Regions from separate parts of the Homo sapiens genome. Here region 2 is linked to region 1. Evidence: chromatin loops called from intact Hi-C (ENCODE). Cell type or tissue: PC-3. All regions are shown on one strand. Links, peaks and the distances in the headings refer to the core of each region. The heading gives the core; the rest is flanking DNA. Region 1 has its middle 420 kb from the start of MIR297. Region 2 has its middle 610 kb from the start of MIR297.

Region 1 (2,931 bases), core at 273-2,772:
GCTCACCACAACCTCCGCCTCCTGAGTTCAAGCGATTCTCCTGCCTCAGCCTCCCAAGTAGCTGGGACTACAGGAACCTCATGTATTATGCTGTTAAACAAGAGGATTAGACTACTTTTTAGTTACTTTATACATTCTAAACTTTTAAATTTCTGACAGATTTTATCTTATTTTTTGATTAATACCTTTTGGAGGTAATTCTAAATAATATAAAGATATATGAAATAATATAAGGATGCTTTTTGGCTTTGGCATGTTACATTATTTTCACATTTATTTTGTTTACCTTTTCTTTTCCATTTACCAGTACCTTAGTGTCATTTTCCAATCTAAAAATATAGAGCCTTATTTATATGTGATAGCAACATCATAAATAGCTTGATGTATTGAAAACACTAAACTAAACATGTTACAGAAGAAGCTGGTGCCTTTCATTGGTATTATCTCCTTCAAGATGACAGGCAATCTCAGGAGGCCAGAGAATTCTTAGTTGTATGAGTTTGTGACTAATAGGTGGTTTGATGTGACAAGAGCTGGCCGTCTTGGGAAATTGAACTATCTTTATGCTCAATACCCTTTGTGTCTCATTCTTTGTAGGTTATTGTTGGAGGCCTTTGGGGACCTCTTTTACAGTTTGCATTCACAGAAAATATGAGATCAGCAAGAACTCTGTAGTTTTACTGTCATTATTGATCTGCTGCCATTCCATTCTGTAGCTAATTTGCTTGTTAGCAGTTATTCTAAAAGCTATTTATATTTTCAGTATAACCTATGCTGCATACTGGGCTTTATATTTTTCTGGATTAAGATAAAATAATACAACTTACCACCAAAAGACTGTGCTTTAGGCTAAATATTTTCTGATTTTCCATTTACAAATAAGAGTTTAAAAATCAAAAACATATTACTGTGAATGTGATCTCTTTGATAAACACCATATAAGTTCAGACACATTAAGGGAAAAACAATGACCATATTCATGAGAAAATATCATTTGTAAAAAATCTTTTAGCCTATAAATTTATATACAAATTACAAGAAGAGTGATGTATTAGGAATTCATGAACACTGTTTCTAAAGTTGGGATTTATTTGAAGTTGAACACTCAATAAATGTGTGGGCTGATTGACTGATTCTCTGTTCTGAAGGTAACCATAATACACCCTTGTTATTCATGCCAATTGTTGAAGGTAAAAAGCCTCTTTCTGCCTCTCTGGAACAGGAGGTGTGTGTCCCCTTTCTGAGGTCAATTTCTGACACATGTATTCATCCGAAATGAATTTCTAGTGAGCTGGATGTGCATATGTGTGTAGCACCCATGAGCACAACACCTAAATAGGGAAAATCCCTGGGAAAAACTAATACAAAACAAGCAATAAAAAACAAAAACAGCAGGCTTACATAAGATATATTTATCTCAATTTAAATATGTAAAGTGAATGAAATATATATTTGATTTATTTTAATCATATACCTGAGCTATGGAAAGCAAAATATCCTCATTCCAAATTTTGAAGAAACTGCAATCCAAATACAAGCACTTGAGCTGATGTTAATGCTGCCGCCTGGTGGTGGGGTAGGGATATGCAGCGTTTTCAATGAGAAAGAGCCTTGGATTTTCATACTCAGCCAAGGAGTTGCCGCGGCATAAGAAAATGTAACTGAAAACTGCATAAAATTCAGAGCATCAAGCGGCTGCAAAGACACTGAAAAGGAGGGCTAGAAAATATATGGCCAGTGTACTAAAAAGGAAAATTATAACAGATTATGGTGACGGAAAAAGTTCTCCAATGAGAATTTATACCCCCACATTCTTTGATTTTACACTACCACATGGTTCCAAATTAAAACATGTACAAAAATACTCAAGAAATGGTCTCTGGATAGTGATGCCCGGCAGAAGCAAAGTAAAATTGTTCTGGAAATGTCTTACATAATTTAGGATAGATATAAAAGATTTCCTTAAAAAAATGGAGACATTATGAAAAAGATTTGGGTGGAGAGAGGAAACAGAACTTCTAGAAATAAAACATGTTACTCAGTGACATAGAAATACTAATGAAAATGCTTAACAAGGGATCAGAACCATCTGAAGAATGAATTAGGAAAACGAATGAGTGATTTGAGAAGGCAACTGACATTGTAGCAAAGAGAGATAAAGGGAAAGTTTAAAAGGGAGTATAGAAGAAAAGGGGGATAAAATAATACTGATACTAGTGGTACAAAAAAGATAGTACACGTAATACTGCTAGTATCAGAGAACAGAAAAAACAGCAATAAAAGGGAAGAGACAATATTTGAAAATGACTGTTAACTTTCCAAAATTTACTAAAGACATTGGATTCATCAGTCATCGATTCAAAAAGGACAATAAGACTAGTATTGGATAGATATAAGTAAATCCCCATCTGTGACATACATGTTTGCAGAACATTAAAAACAAATAGGTTTTTAAAGGGAACAGAAGAAAGAGAGATAAACTACAAAGGGATGACAATTAGAATAGCAGCAGAATTCTCAGCAGCAAAACAACACTGAAAAATTTTAATAATAATCGGATTTTCCAAGTGCTAAAAAGGGAAACAACTCTTAGCATACTCAGCCAATCTGAACTATTATTCAAGAGTAAGAGCAAAATAAAATTATTTTGAATCTGGGAAAAAGAGAACATACTACTCTCCAACATTTATTAGAAGTAAAACTAAAAGGTATACCTCAGGAGGGAGAAAACTCCTAGAAAGAAGGAGCAGGATATGAAAAGCCTTCGTGAGTAATAAAACTGATGAAACTTGAGATTTATATAAATAGATATTGATTATCTAAAGCAATAACAACCAATACTATAAAATATTAAAGTGTAAAATGGGTGGTTTATTGTGAATAGGGCACTTAGGGCCTTTGTGTTATTCAGGAGAAGAGAAATAGCATTGC
Region 2 (2,931 bases), core at 266-2,765, 190 kb after region 1:
CAGACATGTTGTGAACACTTCTTGTTATCAACTCTCTGAAGATAATGGTAATAGGCCTATTTTACTATAATTAGACTAAATTAATTCAAGTTAGTTAATGAAAGAAAATGGAGTCCATAGAATATTTCCATGTCATAAAAATGAAATTCCAAATTAAATGAAATTGTTTGCTTTAAAATACTATAGCATTCAGGCATATAGAGATTTGCTTGAAACCTGGGAGCATTATTGCTGTGCATCCTCTGATTATGACACACACAGTAATATCAGGTTGAAACTAACACAAAATTGATTAAGTGTGTAGAGTCTTCGTGAAAATGTTCAGTACACATAAATATTTGGTGAGCTAAAAAATATTTTACATCTGGAACTAATTTAAATATAAAACAGAATTTCATTTCATTGACTATTACACAATTTAATTAATTAATTAATACACAATTACACAATGAAAATAATTTTTCAAAATCAAAAGACTTGGGGAGAGAATGGAATAAGAAATAAGAGCCTTAAAATATTCTGAAGTAAAACATCTCTGTATGAAACTAACCTTCCAGTATCAATCATCTTCTGTGTGTGGCTTCAGGTTTCAGATTCCATTAATTTGAAAGAGCATCAGTCTACTGAACAATGGAGAGATGTTTTTTCAGAATCAGGATATAAACCCTCTTTTGACAATCTGAAGTGTGATTTTCCCAGAGGTAATCCATTTCAAACCAACAGTGACTACTCATTTTAATTAGTTGCAGGCAGTTTTGTAAATTAAATTCCCTCTTCTGAAGTCAAAATTCCAGAAAGAGAATGCTTTCATTTTGCTAATTGCTAAATGAGTTTCCAGAACAAGGTAGAATGAAGGAAGGGGTTTCTAATCAGTAGGCACCTCTTAGAAGGCACACACCTGTGACTGTTGAGCAGTATCTTAGTAGGGCTGGAATGTTACCACATTGAGTGTACATGCTTGCAGTTATCTCTCAATCCATACTAATAGATTCAGTTTACATTAAAGACAATTATTTTTCCCCCTTCAGTCATACGCCTTCATGATTCTGACTTGAATTGGACATATGTGATGTTATTTGAATTAAAAGTATGATCTAATAACCCAATACAAGACCTGATGTTTTAAAGTACAGCATTCTAATCCCTTTTGTGATATTCACTCCCTTAGTGGCCTAAGGCAAATATCTTTTTCTAGGTTTCAAAGACATATGAAAGTGCATGTAAACATAGAAATCACACACGCCTTCAAAAGCCCCTCTACCTCAATCAAAGGAAAGTACTTGCTTGAGATCCAATTCAGATCTGAAAGAAAACTTAGAACTGGTTTCTCTATGCAAGTAAAATTTTTGAAGGCTTCTTCCTACTTGAACATCTGCAATCCTTGGAAATGGCTTTAGGCAATTCTCGGAAGGATTCTCAAGGAGAGACTGACCCCTGGAGGCGGACAGAGCTCTCTTTTGGCCAGACCTGGCTTTCGTTATTCCCAGATATCAGGTAAAGAACTCTGACAAGAGAGGATGAGATCCGTGGGAAATTCCAATGTGTGCCTCACTTGCCTCCCTACCTTCTCTAAAATATTTGAAGACAAGGTAATGAAACAATAGGTGGTAGAATATAAATATTTTTTAAATCATGTGCTACTGGACCGTAAACTCCATGAGGGCAGAGATTTGTTCTATTTATCTTTATAACCTCATCTCTTGGTGCAGTGCCTTGCACTTAGCACTAAATAAAAGTCTGTAGAAGGATTAAATGAACAATTTAATAAATTTCATCTAATTGTTTTACAAAGATTAAGTAAATTGCACAAGGGTCCTATACTTAGCAGAAGACATGAATGTTGGCTGAACATCCATCAAAAACAATATGGGCAGGATGAAAGTTTAAAAACATTCAGCCTGAGAGGAGAGTCAGAAGCAGCCCCATGGAACAGAGAATAGCTGTAGTTATTTTATGTCAGCCCTCAATCACTGCCCCCCACTTTTCTATCTTTGGAATGGCTTTGATGATTCTTTTCAGAAGGAATCCATAAACTTCAGTGGCTTCATATCAACACGAAAAGGGAAGGGGTGGGGGAGGTACTGCTTGCTCTGTGTGGCTTATAAGTTTTAGGCCAAAACACAGTCATGATGAGAAAACTTTAGCTTCTCCAAGATTACTCCCCATTGACCAATGACTCAAGCTAATCTAAGATATTAAATATTGTTAATTGACATTACCTGTGGTAAGTCATAGTTTAATTATTATTTGTTCAGTTACTTAAACCTTAATGCTAATAAGTGAATCATGTAAGAGAAATTTTGGTTGTGGAAAGAACACAAAGTTATTGTAGTTTTGATTACTAAATACTTGTCAAGGCTTTAGCAAAGCAAAGGCAGAATGTTTTCCCCTAATAATTCAATATATGATATCCCCCCAAAAGGATGAAGTTAGTTAAAAAATATTTTTTATTTTACTTTATTTATTTTGTTTTGTTTTAACACCATTTGAAACTATATTGTGGGTAGGGCTCTGTATTTTTCTTTGCTGCTTAAGGTCTCTTATGAGCTCATGAGTGTGCCCATGTGTCTAGTGTTATAGCATTAAAAAAAGGAGTAGATAAGACTTTATAAATTTCATTATCTTATTAGAACCAATCATGCTTTCTCTCCATTTAAGTTATGCTCTAGGGAGAAGTCTTTGAGAAAAACTCAACTGCAAATCTAAGCTAAACTTCTCATCTTTCTTGCTCCACAAATATGTAGTCTATCTTTTTATATACCTCTAAATTTTTGCTTCAAACTCTTAACTCTTCAAATCTCCTCAATTCTTACTTTCTCTGTTCACATAAGTTTAGAATTAGTCTACAATGACAGTCACATTCATTTCTTCTCTTTCTTGAGAAAAAAAAGCTTATTTTCTGATTATAAAAGTAATTTTATGCTCCAGGTA

The links. A loop is a pair of places that touch in the nucleus more often than their neighbours do. Peaks named below come from ENCODE experiments on the same cell type or tissue, not always from the same donor. Only the 100,000 strongest peaks of a DNase experiment are listed, where the experiment ranks them.
Region 2: it touches region 1 in a loop (2.5-fold over the local background); 11 of 110 quality-filtered maps call a loop at or near these places.

Annotation. Positions count from the first base shown.
Region 1 is chr4:111,281,683-111,284,613 of GRCh38, forward strand. No RefSeq gene overlaps it. Among named protein-coding and RNA genes, the nearest start is that of MIR297, 420 kb to the left of the region's middle. In PC-3, for the core only: a CTCF peak has its summit at 1,579 (motif pointing left); no DNase peak of the experiment used is centred there; H3K27me3 peaks cover 395 bases.
Region 2 is chr4:111,473,763-111,476,693 of GRCh38, forward strand. No RefSeq gene overlaps it. Among named protein-coding and RNA genes, the nearest start is that of MIR297, 610 kb to the left of the region's middle. In PC-3, for the core only: a CTCF peak has its summit at 1,427 (motif pointing left); no DNase peak of the experiment used is centred there; H3K27ac peaks cover 465 bases.